2 separate regions of the Homo sapiens genome follow, and region 1 is linked to region 2. A link is a loop called in an ENCODE intact Hi-C map of the cell type or tissue named here. Cell type or tissue: B cell. All regions are shown on one strand.

Region 1 (8,000 bases), 110 kb after region 2:
AATTTTACCTAGCTCAATTCATGTCACATTAAACTGTGTAACTTTTTTTTTTTTTTTGAGATGGAGTCTCGCTCTGTTGCCAGGCTAGAGTGCAGTGGCACGATCTCAGCTCACTGCAACCTCTGCCTTCTGGGTTCAAGCGATTCTTCTGCCTCAGCCTCCCAAGTAGTTGGGACTACAGGAGTGTGCCACCATGCCCAGCTAATTTTTGTATTTTTAGTAGAGACACGGGGTTTCACCATGTTGGCCAGGATGTTCTCGATCTCTTGACCTCATGATCCGCCCACTTCGGCCTCTCAGAGTGCTGGGATTACAGGTGTGAGCCACCACGCCAGGCCCTGTGTAACTTGTTATATTCATCTAAGACTGATACAGATTAGCAGTAGACAAAGTTGACAGTAGAGACACAGACAATGTTTAACGTCTACTCTGTGGTCAAAATCCTTTCAATATAAGCAGTATATATAGCTTCCACGACAAAGCTCCCTTTCATAATAAATTAAGGTAATGCCTTGAAAATGTAAATTTATATTTACCCTATTCTGTTTACTAAGGGAAGTGTTAAATACTTTAGGAAGTGTTCTGTGCTTTCAATTGGACAGTTAGCTTTGGAATATCTTAATTATCCACAATATTACATTTCAATAACCAGACTAATTTTAATGAGGTTGTAAAGAAATGAGGTTGCAAAGAAATTGTACCTGAATAGCTGAAACCTTGTATTTCTGTTCAACTCTAGTTCTGTAAAATGGATTTTAATTCAATGTATATTACATATCAAGCATTAAAGTGAAAAATTCTTAATTTGCTGAGTCTAATGTATTTTTTTGGGGGGGGGTAATAAACTTTAAAGATAATTACCAAAACACCAAGATACCTAGCCTCCTCTTAGTAATGCATAACAGCTTTTGCATGACCTGTACAGGAAAACTCAAAGTCTACAGTACACAGGTACCAAGCTGCCTTTTGTCTTTCTAATTCAGAAAAAGCCTGATGCCTGTGCTGTAAGCACGTTAACTACAGGGAAGAAGGAAGAGTCATTATCACCAATAGCTACCCAGTCCTAGCTACTGTTAAAAAAAAAAAATGATTTATGGGATATAGTCTTTACCCTAATGGAGAAATAAATGCTTGATGGTCTAAATTATAACTTAGAATATGTTTTTCTATAAGAAAACATAAAGGATGGTTTGATGGCAACAGTGCATTAATACATTAGATATTTAATAGTTCAGGGGCTGATCTGGATTAGACAATCCAAAGTGCTGGGATTCTAGGCGTGAGCCACCGCGCCCGGCCACATAAATATCTTTATTGCGAATGTATTCCTACTCACACATGAGATCCACTCAAGCATTTGCATAGTAGAAAATGAACCTTAGAATTATTTTTCAGTCAAGAAGAACCCATGTTCTTCTTTTGATTTCAATAAAGACCGTTCTTCCTAGCAATTGTAATTAGGATAATGACTTAGTTATTTTCTCTTTTTTTGAGACGGACTCTCGCTGTGTCACCTAGGCTGGAGTGCAGGTGCGATGGTGTGATCTCAGCTCACTGCAGCCTCCGCCTCCCGGGTTCAAGAGATTCTTCTGCCTCAGCCTCCTGAGTAGCTGGGATTACAGGCGTGTTACCACCAAGCCCAGCTAATTTTATATTTTTAGTAGAGACAGGGTTTCACCATGTTGGCCAGGCTAGTCTCGAACTCGTGACCTCAGATGATCCGCCCACCTCAGCGTCCTTAAGTGCTGGGATTACAGGTTTGAGCCACCACGCCTAGCTATGATAGTTACTCTTATCTTTTGAGTTCTCAAGATGTATGAAGACATAACACCTGTATCTAAGAATTCCAGAGAAAGGAGGAAGACTAAATAGAATACAGTTAAGAAAAATACTGACAGACATGTACAGAATTATTTCAGTGAAATCATAGAAGGTGAAGAAAGGCTTTCCTGAAGAAGTAAATGTAAAAGCTAGCTAAATGTAGAAAATAGGCACAAGCATCCCAGACAGAAGGAACAGCATATGCAAGATACAGAAGTAAGAACCAGCACAACACATTCTGGGTTTTAAGGAGGAGAGAGTAAATGAAGGGAATCTGAATGTATGTGCATGTACTTACATATACACTTGCTTGTGAGTAGGCATTGGGTAATGGTGGTGAGAGTGTTGTAGAGTTGAAACTAGGGATACTGAGTTTACGTAGGAGGCTTCTGAAATAAAACAAGAAATGATTAGTGTGAACTCAAATAATGACTGTAGGCCTGATAAACAAGGGATGAATTTGAGAGTGATTTAGGAGATGGAATAAACAGCATTTAGTGTCCAGTTGTAAGAAGTACTTGAGGAGGCAGCATCTTGGATGACTCCCAGGTTTCTGCCTTGGGTAGCCACCTAAATACTGTCAGCTTTCCATTCACTGTGATAGGGAATGCAGGTGGAAAAATGGGTGTGTGTTTTGTTTTGTTCAATTTTTTTCCAGGAAGCTAAGGGTTTCATGACTATTTGTGGTTGAACACCAGTAAAGAACCTCTACTGCTTGGGAGGTGAGAACTAAATGAGAGCTGAAAATGCATTTTGTATTTGAGAGTATAGGTTGTATTATGTAGTAGAAAGAGCTTGAATGAACTTTGAACTCAAACTTTGGTTGGAATCTTGGTTCTCACATTACTAGTAGCTATGTGCCTTTAAGCAAATTATTTAGTTTCACTAAGACTTAGCTTATTCATTTGTAAAGTTGGGAGAATGATAGCCTTTTAAGATTATTGTTAAATGAGATGAGCTTCTGGGTCTGGAAGATAATGGCAACTGTCCAAATCTAAATCTCTCCGCATGTCCTCCCCAAAAGCTGTAAGAACAAAAGGACTCCACACACACATGCACACACACATATATATACACAGAAACCATACATAACTGACACTTTCAGCACTACCGCAAGACAGATGATACCATGAATTTTTAATTACCTTTATACAAGGAAATAGCACATTACAATGGTTCCTGTTGCTGCTACAAACCTGTGAGTGGGAAGAGCTGGGTAAGGAAAGGCTTAAGAGACTGAGAAAATAGGAGAAGGGAACAGAGGTTAAAATAAACCACAGGCAACATCACCCTCAGAAAAAGTCCTCAGCGTTGCCAGGTACAAAGACAGGCCTAGGACTTGGTAATTTATAGAACTAGCTACAGGAAGCTGTATGAAAGTGAGAGGGGCCACAAGCAGCAGCTTCAGAGTAGCATTGCTCCTAGAAGAGACAGAGAAAAGAACGACACCTCTTGGAGGCATGGCAGCAAGAGGAAAGGAAGGAAGTGGGGATAAAATTGAGGCTTCTAGAGAAATGAAAGAGAAACAAGGCACGGCAACCCAACCCCCACCCAACAACTCCACCGTAACACCGTCCATTATAGGCGCTCCTCTTTACTAATCTGCAGAAGTGAATGCTCTTAAACTAAGAACCCAAGAACCCTATGCTCAAGAATAGAAATGAATCAAATGCTACACAAAGCTACTTTAAGAGGAATATAAAAATTTGAAAGAAAGTGTTTCAGTTGATAAAACTTCTCCCCAAAAAAGCAAATGCAAAGGGAAAGGGCATCTCAGTGCTCCAACCAAATAAAATATTCTCAAACAAATCTGTGAACATACTACAAAAACCACAAACTTAGAAGCAGAAATCTAAACTCTGACATGAAAAGAAGTGAAAAAGGAAGAAGTGCAACAAAATTTGATTGAACACAGGAAAGAAATTGAAGAGAAAGGCAAAGCCATCTCGGGAGACTACAGTAATCCAGCTTTATAGCTGTGGTTTCGCTTTCTGCAGTTTCAGTTAGCCACAGTCAACTAGAGTCCAAAAATATTAAATGGAAAATTCCAGAAATAAGCAATTTTAAATTGTTTTTGTTTTTTGGTTTTGGTTTTTTTGAGACAGAGTCTTGCTCTGTCACCCAGGCTGGAGTGCAATGGCACTGTTACCAGGGGTCCTTGCTCCCAGAGCTCCCAAGATGGCAGCGGGCTGCTTCCAAGCTTGTGGCAAGTCTCACGTTCTCTGACCTGGGGTTCTTGGCCTCACGGATTCCAAGGAGTGGAATCTTGGGCCATGCAGTGAGTGTTATAGCTGTATTAGAAGCCGTGGGTCACGGAAGAGAACCTTGGAACCCAGTGACTAGTGTTCAGCTCAATTAGGATGAACCCGGGCACTTAGCTGTGCAGGAACAATGGCAAGCCTTTAGCCCAGTCGGGAAGAGCAGTGGGCGCCTCGCTGGATCAGGAGCACAGCAGACACCCTGCCGGATCCGGAGGGATGGAAGTCAGCGGCAGGTCTGCGATGGTGGCAAACAGCAGTGGTGGATGGGGAATGAAAGCTCAGCTCGAGCCGTAACAAACACGGACCAGAAAAGAGTGCAGTTGCAAGATTTAATAGAGTGAAAACAGAGCTCCCATACAAAGGGAGGGGACCCAAAGAGGGTAGCTGTTGCTGGCTTGAATGCCTGAGTTTATATCCTGATCATTGTCCCTCCCGCTGTGCTCTCAGGCAATAGATGATTGGCTATTTCTTTACCTCCTGTTTTTGCCTAATTAGCTTTTTAGTGAGCTCTCTTTACTACCTGATTGGTCGGGTGTGAGCTAAGTTGCAAGCCCCGTGTTTAAAGGTGGATGCAGTCACCTTCCCAGCTAGGCTCAGGGATTCTTAGTCAGCCTAGAAAATCCAGCTAGTCCTGTCTCTCAGCACGATCTCAGCTCACTGCAACCTCCGCCTCCCGGGTTCAAGTGATTCTCCTGCCTCAGCCTCCCAAGTAGCTGGGACTATAGGTGTGTACCACCATGCCTGGCTAATTTTTGTATTTTTAGTAAAGATGAGGTTTCACCATGTTGGCCAGTCTGGTCTCAATCTCCTGACCTCAGGTGATCCTCCTGCCTCGGCCTCCCAAAGTACTGGGATTACAGGCATTAGCCACTGTATCCAGCCACAATTACAAGTTTTAAATTGGATGCTTTTCTGATTGGTGTGATGAAGTCTCCAGCCATCCTGCTCCATCCTGCCCAGGATGGGAGTTATTCCTTTGTCTAGGATATGCAGCTGTTTATGCCACTGGTCCATTAGTCATTTAGTAGCTGTCTTGGTTATCAGATCAACTGTGGTGGTTTTGAAGTGCTTGTGTTCAAGTTACCTTTATTTTATTTAATAATGGCTCCAAAGCGCAAGAGTGGTGATGCTAGCACATTGTTATAATTGTTGGATTTTATTATTAGTTGTTGTTAATCTCTTATTGTGCCTAATTTATAAAGTAAGCTTTATCATAAATATGTATATATTGCAAAAACATTATAAGGTTCAATACTATTTAAGGCTTCAGGCATCCAGTGGGGGTCTTGGAATGTATCCCCCACAGATAAGGGGGGACTACTGTATATTAATTACAAGGTGCCCGTGGAGAATAGATTCAAATAAAAATCTAATAAGAGCCATTGATAAAAGGAAGGAAAACAACCAAGAGAATGTAAAAAGTAGTTTAAATTCAATACAGGCAAAAGAAGACCTAACATACTTAAAATTGGAGTCCCTAAAGAAGAAAAGCAAATCACTAGAACAGAACTAATTAAACCATAACTCAACACTTTTCAGAAATAATAGGAAATTTCAAATTTTACATATTAAAAGGCCCCATCATGGACAGATTAATACAGAACAGCTCTGAGTCATAGCCTAGTAAAACTATTAGATTTTAAAGACTTTTTTCCTGGGCCTCTTGAGAGGGGAAAAAAGATTATATTATTAATAAAATCAGGCTGACATCAGATTCCTTAAGAACAATATATTTTTTTTTGGTCTCACTCTGTCACCCAGGCTGGAGTGCAGGGGCATGATCTTGGCTCACTGCAACCTCCGCCTCCCAGGTTCAAGTAATTCTCATGCCTCAGCCTCCTGTAGCTGGGATTATAGGCATGCACCACCATGCCCAGCTAATTTTTATATTTTTAGTAGAGCTGGGGTTTTGCTGTGTTGGCTAGGCTGGTCTTGAACTCCTGGCCTCAAGTGATCCACCTGGCTCGGCCTCTCAGAATGCTGGGATTACAGGCATGAGTCACTGCACCTGGCCTAGAACAATATTCAAAGGAAGGCTACAGTAGAGCACCATTTTTAAAAACTCAAAGAAATAAAGCACAAGCTAGCCAACCTGTCTTTAGAGTATCAGATAAACAGTTTGAACACACAAGAATTTAGGAAATATGTGGTGATAATTTACTATATTTAAATGTAGATCCAAGACTTAAAACAGTGTTGGGGACATAGATGTAATTTTTATATGTTCTGACAAAGTAAAAAGAATAAAACTAAAAATAAGTGGGTGAACAAAGAATTAAGATTATTCTCCACAATATAGGTAATAAGTGAGAGTCATACAATACCTTTTAAATGGATTGACCAGATAATAAAAGGTAAAGTAGGCAAAAAGTCGATTTGGGTTACTCTAAAACACACACACATACACACACACCACCACCACCACCACCACAGGAGAGAGAGAGAGAGAACCACTGGAACAAAAAATTAAAATTTTCCTAACTACCAAAAGAAAGTACAAAAAATAAAAAAATAGCAGAAATACCACATAAAGGAAAAAAAAGAATACGTATGAATAACAAACATGGTAACTATAAAGATAGAGTTGAGTTCAAATATGTCAATCATATTAGTAAACATAAATGGGCTTAACTCATCTATTAAAATAAAAAGGTGTTCAAATGGCTTTATAAAGCAAAACCCAATTCTATGCCTTACACAAGAGACATATAAAACAGTGATTCCAACCATCAAAAATAAAGGAATGTATATGATATTACAGGCAAATGGAAAAAATAAGAAATCAGGAGTTTCCATTTTGCTGAACAAAGTAGAATCCAGGCAAAAACTATTCAGTATGACAGAGTATATTTATAATGGTTAAAGCCATAATTCACAATGAAGTTATAATATTTTTTAGTATCTAGGTACCAAATGACACAGCAAACACCTAAATATACCAGAATCACTATAGCAGAATATAGGAGAATGCAAGTAGCAATAGAAACACATAATAGAAAATTTTAAATACATCACAGTACAAATCTGGTATGACAAGATGTCTCAAGATCATCTAGTATATTTCTTGTCTCAAACCTGAAGTTAGCCATTTTTTTCAAGGACTCTTGGTTTCTTTTAATGGGAAATGATATTTATAGTTCACAATCTTTATATTAGGAGTGTTCACTTATACTGGGTTTGTCTTCAGTTCTAGGCCTTTACTAGGACATTTTTACAAAGAGAAAATACATCACTAGTCCATACTGAAGTTTTTAATTAAAATTTATGATTACAAGCTTTTTTATTTATTTGATTTTTATATTTGTATCTCTTTTGTCTTATGCTTAAAATCTAGGTTCCTAATGATATTAATAAAATTAATACATTCATCTTAACCTACAGTTTCAAATTAGTAATACAAATAGTATTACTAACAATATGGTTATTGCAAAAGGTTTAAGATGTTTGCAGTTCTTTTTCTCCATATTTTATTTCCAAATATGTATGTACAAATGACGGAGTTTTAAATTCACTTGAAATAATTTCTCTTTATATGATTAAACCACCAGCATTCTACATAATTAGATCCATTTGTTTCATTTTGCTTTTTACTTTTAGGGTTTTGTTATTTTTATTTTATTTTTGCTTTATTAAAAAATTGTTTTAAAGAATTCAAGATAGTTTAGCTGACAGTTGTAGTTTATTTTAAATAACAACTAAAAGTCTTGGGTTTCTAGGAATAGTGTTTCATCAAAAGTTAGCCAAGAAAGTTTTTCTTGATTTTTTTTCCCTAAAGTAGATGAAATATTTACTAATATAATAGTTTCATTTATCCTGTATATGTACTAGAAGCCTCTAGTCTCCAAGGCAGCTCTAAAAAGTGCCACACACTACTACCACACACACTATTTCTAAACACTAGTCTGGATTTTATATTAA
Region 2 (8,000 bases):
GACCTTATATATAGAAAAACCAAAAGATTGATTCTACAAAAAAACTCTTAGAACCAGTAAACAAATTCAGTAAAGTTGTGGGATACAGAATAAACAAAAATCATTTATTTTCAGAAACAACAAACTATCTGGAAAAAAAAAAAAACAGGAGGGCAATCTCATTTACAATAGCTACCAAAAATAAAATAAAATAAAATACCTAGGAATAAATCTAACCAAGGAGGTGAAAGATCTCTACAAGGAAAACCACAAAACACTGATGAAAGAAACTGAAGAAGACATAAACAAATGAAAAAGACAAGCCATGCTCATGGACCAGAAAAATTAGTATTGTTAAAATGACAATACTTACCCCAAAAAGATCTACAAATTTAACACAATTCCTATGAAAATACCAATGACATTCTTTACAGAAAAAAAAAAAAATCTAAAATTTGTATGGGACCAAAAAAGAGCCCAAGTTTCTAAAATAATCCTGCACAAAAAAAGAGCAAAGCTGAAAGTATCACAGTACCAGATCTCAAAATAATCAAAACAACATGATATAAAAACAAATACATAGACCAATTGAATAAAATTAAGACCCCAGAAATTGATCCACGTATCTACAGTCAACTGATTTTTGACAAAGGTGCCAATAACACTCATTGGGGAAAGCACAGTCTCTTCAATAAATGATCCCAGAAAAACTGTATATCTGTATGAAGAAGCATAAAACTAGACCTCCACCTCTTATCCTGTACAAAAATCAACTGAAAATGGATCAAAGACCTAAATGTAAGACCCAGGACAATAAAACAACTAGAAGAAAATATAGGGGAAACACTTTAGGACATTAGTCTGATAAAATATTTTATAAATAAGACCTCAAAGCACAGACGACAAAAGCAAAAATAAACAAATGAGATTATATCAAACTAAATAGCTTCTGCACAGCAAAGGAAACAATCAGCAGAATGAAAAGACAACCCCCAGAATGGGAGAAAATATTTGCAAACTATTCATTCATCAGACAATTCATATTCAGAATATACAGGGAACTAAAAAATAACAAACACTGGCAAGAATGTAAAGAAAAGGGAACTCATATACTATTGGTGGGAATATAAACTAGTACAACTGCTATGGAGAACAGTATAGAGTTTCCTCAGAAAAACTACAAATGTAACTGACATATGATCCAGCAATCCCACTGCTGGGAATGTACCCAAAGAAAATGAAGTCATTATATCAAAGAGACACCTGAACCCCCATATTTATTACAACATTATTCATAATAGCCAAGATAAGGAATTGACCTAGGTGTCTAACGACAGAGAAATTGATAAAGAAAATGTGGTATATGGCCGGGCCCAGTGGCTCACGCCTGTAATCCCAGCACTTTGTGAGGCTGAGGCAGGTGAATCACTTGAGGTCAGGAGTTCAAGACCAGCCTGGCCAACATGGCAAAACCCTGTCTCTACTAAAAATACAAAAATTAATCAGGCGTGATGGCAGGTGCCTGTAATCCCAGCTACTCGGGAGGCTGAGGCAGGAGAATCGCTTGAACCCCAGAGGCAGAGGTTGCAGCGAGCCAAGACCAAGCCACTGCACTCCAGCCTGGGTGACAGAGCGAGACTCTTGTCTCAAGAAAAAAAAAAAGAAGAAGAAAGAAAGAAAATGTGATATATATACACAGTGGAGTACTAGTTAGCCACATAAAGAAATCCTGTCATTCATGGCAACATGGATGGAACTGGAAAACATTATGTTAAGTGAAATAAGCCAGAAACAGAAAGGTGTTTAACTTTCATATGCGGAAGCTAAAAAAAGTTGATCTCATAGAGGTGAAAAGTAGAACAGAGGATACTGGAGACTGGGAAGTGTAGGAGGAAGAGATGGAGAGGGAGAGACTTGTTAAAGGATACAAAATTGCAGCTAGATAGCAGGAATAAATTCTATTGTTCTATATCACTGCAGGATGACTAAAGTTAACAATAATATATCACAGTTTCAAATAGCTAAAAGGAGGATGTTAAATGTTCCAACACAAAAATATGATAAATGTTTGAGATGATGGATGCTAATTACCTTGATCTGATCACTGTACATTATATGTATCAAAACATCACTGTGTACCCCATGAATATTAACGATTGTTACTTGTCAATTTGAAAAATGTGTAAAGAATGCAATAATGTTAAAAAATAGGCCGGGCACAGTGGCTAATGCCTGTAATCCCAGCAATTTGGAAGGCTGAGGCAGGCGGACCACCTGAGGTCAGGAGTTTGAGAACAGCCTGACCAACACGGAGAAACCCCATCTCTACTAAAAATACAAAAATTAGCTGGCTGTGGTGGTGCATGCCTGTAATCCCAGCTACTCGGGAGGCTGAGGCAGGAGAATCGCTTGAACCCAGGAGGCAGAGGTTGTGGTGAGCCGAGATTGCGCCATTGCACTCCATCCTGGGCAACAAGAGCAAAACTCCATCTCAAAAAATAGTAATAATAAAATTAAATAAAAAATTAAAAATAAATAAAAAGAGGAGCAATGGAACAAATATTTAGGGAAAGAGATGCTTTGAGCCCCAAATCACTCCAGGTGGATAGCACCCTAATCTTAATTTAAATGTTACTGCTTATAACAGAAGAGCTCATTCTAGCTAGGCATGGTGGCTCATGCCTGTAATCCCAGCACTTTGGGAGGATGAGGTGAGGGGATTTCTTGGGATCAGGAGTTCAATACCAGCCTGGGCAACATAGCGAGAGCATGTCTTTGAAAAAAAAATTTTTTTAATTAGCCAGGCATGGTGGCACTTACCTGTAGTCCCAGCTACTCAGGAGGCTGAGGTGGGACGATTACTTGAGCCCAGGAGGTCAAAGCTGCAGTAAGCCATAATTGCACCACTGCACTCCAGCCTGGGCGACATAGTGAGACCCAGTCTCAAAAACAAAACAAAGCAATACAAAAAAAAAACCTCACCCTGCCTTTTGATTAAAGGGATAAAGTGAGGAAAGAAGTGGGTTTTTTTATTTGCTACGTACAGAAGGATTCAATTCAGATCAGTTCAATTTAACAAATATTTGTTGAGCCCTACTCTATATCAGACATTATTAGGTACAGAAGATATGAATAAAATGTCTGTCTTCAGGAAGTTCAAAGTCTGCAGAGAAAGACTAGTAAACCAAAATTTTATGAGACCATAATGAAACACTATTACACATCCACCAGAATGTCTACAATTTAAAACTCACACAATACCAAATATTGATGAAGATATGAAGCAACAGATTTTTGGTGGGAGTGTAAATGGTATAATCATTTTGGGGAAAAGTACAGCAGTTTTTTTAAAAACAAAAACTAAATGTAAATATTCTATGACCCAAAAATATCAGTCATATAATTGAGTGTGTGCGTGTGTGTATCAACAAAAAGACCTTCACAGGAATATTCATAGTAGCTTTGTTCACAATAGCCAGAAACTGGAAACAGCCCAGGTGTGCTTCAACTGAAGAATGGATTTTTAGAATTTAGTATATCTATACAATGGAATATTACTTGGTAATTTAAAGACTTTTAAAAAATAATGACCCTGCCAGATGAGGTGGCTCACGCCTATAATCCTAGCACTCTGGGAGGCCGAGGCGGGCAGATCACCTGAGGTCAGGAGTTCGAGACTAGCCTGTCCAACATAGTGAAACCCTGTCTCTACTAAAAATACAAAAATTAGCTGGCGTGATGGCACACGCCTGTCGTCCCAGCTACTAAGGCAGGAGAATCACTTGAACCCAGGAGGCGGAGGTTGCAGTGAGCCAAGATCGTGCCACCACACTCCAGCCTGGGCAACAGAGTGAGAATCTGTCACAAAATAATAATAATAATAATAATAACCCTGTCTCTACTGAAAAACATAAAAAATTAGCCAGAGGTCGTGATGCATACCAGCAGTGCTAGCTACTTGAAAGGCTGAGGCAGGAGAATTCCTTGAGCTCAGGAGCTCAAGTCTGCAGTGAGCTATGACTGCACCACTGCCCCCCAGCCTGGGTGACAGAGTGAGATCCTGAATCTAAAAGCAAACAAAAAAAAATTACTGATACATACAACCTATGTATCTCAAAAACATTATGCTGAGTAAAAGAAGTCTTACATGAAAGAGTACAGTTCAATGGATATAAAGTTCTATAACAGGCAAAACTAGTTGGAAGAAAATCAGAATAGTCATTGCCTCTAAAGGAGATTATTTCCTGGGAAGGGGCTTGGGTACACTTTTCGGGGTGGGGGTAATGTTCTATATCTTGATAGGTGTGTAGGTTACTCACATGTATTGAGAGGTGACAACATGCTAGCAGCCCTCACTGGCTCTCGGCGCCTCCTCAGCCTTGGCGTCCACTCTGGCCATGCTCAAGGAGCCCTTCAGCCCGCCACTGCGCTATGGGGGCCCCTCTCTGTGCTGGCTGAGGCTGAAGCCAGCTCCCTCTGCTTGTGGAGAGGTGTGGCGGGAGAGGCGGGGGCGGGAACCAGGGCTGAACGCGGCTAGTTCCGGGTGGGCGCAGGCTCCGAGGTCCCGCACTGAGAGCAGCCCGCCGGCACCGCCGGCCCGGGCAGTGAGGGGTTTAGCACCCGGGCCAGCAGCTGCGGAGGGTGCGCCGGGTCCCCCAGCACTGCTGGCCTGCCCCCGCGGAGCTTGAATTCTTGCTGGGCCTCAGCCGCCTCCCCGTGTGGCAGGGCTGGGGACCTGCAGCCAGCCATGCCCAAGCCCCGCCCCGGGCTCCCGCCAGCCCGACCCTACCCGACCGGCGCCGCCCCCTGCTCCTAGGCGCCCGGTCCCATCCACTGCCCAAGGACTGAGGGGTGTGGGCGTGCCTGCGCGGGACTGGCAGGCAGCTCTGCTAGCGTGTCCCCAGCACAGGATTCACTAGGGGAAGCCAGCTGGGCTCCTGAGTCAGTTGGGGACTTGAGAGAACTTTTATGTCTAGGGGAGGATTGTATATGCACCAATCAGCACTCTGTGTCTAGTGGGAGAGGGGGGGTTGTAGATGCACCAATCAGCACTCTGTATCTAGCTAATCTGGTGGGGACTTGGAGAACTTTTGTGTCTAACTAAAGGATTGTAAGTGCACCAATCAGTGCTCTGTGTCCAGCTCAAGATTTGTAAACGCACCAATCAGCACTCTGTATCTAGCTAATCTGGTGGGGACTTAGAGAACTTTTATGTCTAGCTGAAGGATTTTAAATATACCAATCAGCACTCTGTGTCTAGCTCAAGGTTTGTAAAAGCACCAATCAGCACTCTGTGTCTAGCTCAAGGTTTGTAAACACACCAATCAGTGCTCTGTGTCTGGCTAATCTAGTGGGGCCTTGGAGAACTTTTACATCTAGCTAGAGGATTGTAAATACACCAATCAGCAATGTGTGTCTAGCTCAGGGATTGTAAACGCACCAATCAGCTCTCTGTAAAACGGACCGATCAGCTCTCTGTAAAACTGACCAATCAGCAGGATGTGGATGGGGCCAGATAAGGGAATAAAAGCAGGCTGCCCCAGCCAGCAGTGGCAACCCGCTCAGGTCCCCTTCCACACTGTGGAAGCTTTGTTCTTTCACTCTTTGCAATAAATCTTGCTGCTTCTCACGCTTTGGGTCCACACTGCCTTTATGAGCTGTAACACTCACTGCAAAGGTCTGCAGCTTCACTCCTGAGGCCAGCAAGACCACGCGCCCACTGGGAGGAATGAACAACTCCAGACGGGAGGAATGAACAACTCCAGACGCACTGCCTTAAGCACTGTAACACTCACCACGGAGGTCTGCAGCTTCACTCCTGAAGCCAGTGAGACCACGAACCCACCAGAAGGAAGAAACTCCGAACACGTCCGAACATCAGAAGGAACAAACTCCAGACACACCATCTTTAAGAACTGTAACACTCACCGCGAGGGTCCGCGGATTCATTCTGGAAGTCAGTGAGACCAAGAACCCACCAATTTTGGACACAGTATGATTTAGTGAATCTCATGGTACACTTAAGATCACCACTGCACCCCAGCCTGGGCGACAGAGTGAGACCCTGAATCTTAAAAAAAAAAAAAAAAAAAAAATGTACTGATACATACAACCTATGTATCTCAAAAACATTACGCTGAGTAAAAGAAGTCTTACATGAAAGAGAATATACTGTACAGTTCAATTTATATAAAGTTCTATAACAGGCAAAACTAGTTGGAAGAAAATTGGAATAGTCACTGCCTCTAGAAGAGAAGACTTCCTGGAAAGGGGCTTGAGTACAGTTTTCAGGGTCAGGGTCATATTCTATATCTTGATAGGTGTGTAGGTTACTCACATGTATGATTTAGTGAATCTCATGGTACACTTAAGATTTGTGCATTTCACATTTCATTGTACATAAATTTAACATGAAATTTTAAAATAAGAATTACAAACAAATATAGAACTCTATATGTTATGTAGGAACTCTGAGTGATATGTATTCTGAGTTATTTGGAAAAAAGTATATCGATATCTGCAACTTACTTTGAAAAGCATTTTTCTAAAAACGTGGATTGATGGATAGAGAGAGAGATGTGACAAAGTAAGCACAATAAAACATTAATTGTGTGATCACTGCAAAATTCTTTCAACTTTTCTGCTTGAAAATTTTCCTCATAAAATGTTGAAGAAAATTATATGCAAGTGTAAAGATGTGTAAGGCTCAGAGGTACAGAGAAGGCAATTCACTCTAGCTTTGGAGGAAAGTGGGGAGATGTCAGAGACAATGTCAATGAAATGGTGATGTCTGAGTTGTGTTCTGAATGAACAAGCTTTCACCAGGCAGTCAAATAAGTTGGTGAATAAGATGTTTTGGTAGCTACAAGTAGTCTCATCTTGATGGACATGGGTATATAGATAAGAGTTACCAGAGATGGACATAACGTTATAAGCAGAGGTCAAATTATAGAGTTGTCTGTGCCATTCTAAAGTTTTGTCTTATCAGTGATGGAGGGTTATTGTAAAATAGGCTATGGTGTGGTCTGCTTTGCGCTTTAGAAAGATCATGCTGAAAACAGTATGAAAGAGAAACTTTCAACCACAAGCCTGGAGGAGGAAAAACCAGGATGAAGACCATTGCAATAGACCAGATAAGGGGTATTAGTGGACTGATTTAGGGCAGTGGAAGTGCAAGTGATGAGAACACATTGGACTTGAAAACTGTTTAAGAGCTAAGGTTGACAGGAGATAAAATTGACAAAGCTAGTGATTGAGTGTACATGTGAAGTGAGAGAAAAAGGAAGAGTTGAGGATGATTCTCAAGGTTCTGAGTAAACAATGACAGAATCTAAAGGTGGGGGGCAAGTTTTAGGTGAGTAAATATGCAATTTGGGAAATGTTTATTTTTTAATGCCTATATGAAATGTCCAGGTACACCTGTTCAGGAGGCTATTAGATATATAACCTTGGCCTTAGTAGGGAAGTCAGTATTGGGTTGATTGATTTTATTTGCTTTTTATTATCTATTCACACTTTAATTCATTTCAAAGATGATTTGGGACATAACAACCAATATATAGTGTCAGGTTCATGACTATGCCAATTGTCATGTTGAGGTCCAAAGAGAGTAGATGGATGAAGAGAAAGAACACTCAGGGAGCCTTAGGCAGGTGAAAGATGATTTTATTCAGCAGCAGCTCTCATCAACAGCTTTCTCATCAGCAGCTTACTTACACTGTCTCTCTCGCACTGTCCTCCCTGTCTCGGCTGCTTGCTCTGAACTGCTCCCACACACACAGCTGCACAGCCGGTTCTCCCCTGCTTTCAGGGTCAGCAGCTTAACTCTTTCTCTGTTTCCCTGGGCACGAGAGACAAGCCAAGCCATGACCTGGCTCCCCTCTGTCCATCCACAAGAAAGACAGCTCTGGTTCTCTCTCTGTTTCTCTGGGCACCAGTACAAGAGCCATGCTGAGCCATGCCTAAGAGCCAAGCCCCATGCAATACTGTCAGCCGGGCAGTTATACCTTTTAAAGACAACA

What was found. A loop is a pair of places that touch in the nucleus more often than their neighbours do. Peaks named below come from ENCODE experiments on the same cell type or tissue, not always from the same donor. Only the 100,000 strongest peaks of a DNase experiment are listed, where the experiment ranks them.
Region 1: it touches region 2 in a loop (2.5-fold over the local background); 4 of 110 quality-filtered maps call a loop at or near these places.

Annotation. Positions count from the first base shown.
Region 1 is chr14:53,104,473-53,112,472 of GRCh38, reverse strand. The region is part of intron 1 of DDHD1 (DDHD domain containing 1); the gene reads left to right. Among named protein-coding and RNA genes, the nearest start is that of DDHD1, 45 kb to the left of the region's middle. RefSeq lists an enhancer at 3,158-3,457. In B cell, no CTCF peak of the experiment used is centred here; a DNase peak (open chromatin) is centred at 3,352; H3K4me3 peaks cover 1,763 bases; H3K27ac peaks cover 3,739 bases.
Region 2 is chr14:53,214,354-53,222,353 of GRCh38, reverse strand. All of the region lies in intron 5 of LOC105370502 (a long non-coding RNA gene), which reads right to left. Among named protein-coding and RNA genes, the nearest start is that of DDHD1-DT, 65 kb to the right of the region's middle. RefSeq lists a silencer at 4,444-4,863. In B cell, CTCF peaks have their summits at 4,494 and 4,697; a DNase peak (open chromatin) is centred at 4,733; H3K4me3 peaks cover 1,129 bases; H3K27ac peaks cover 912 bases.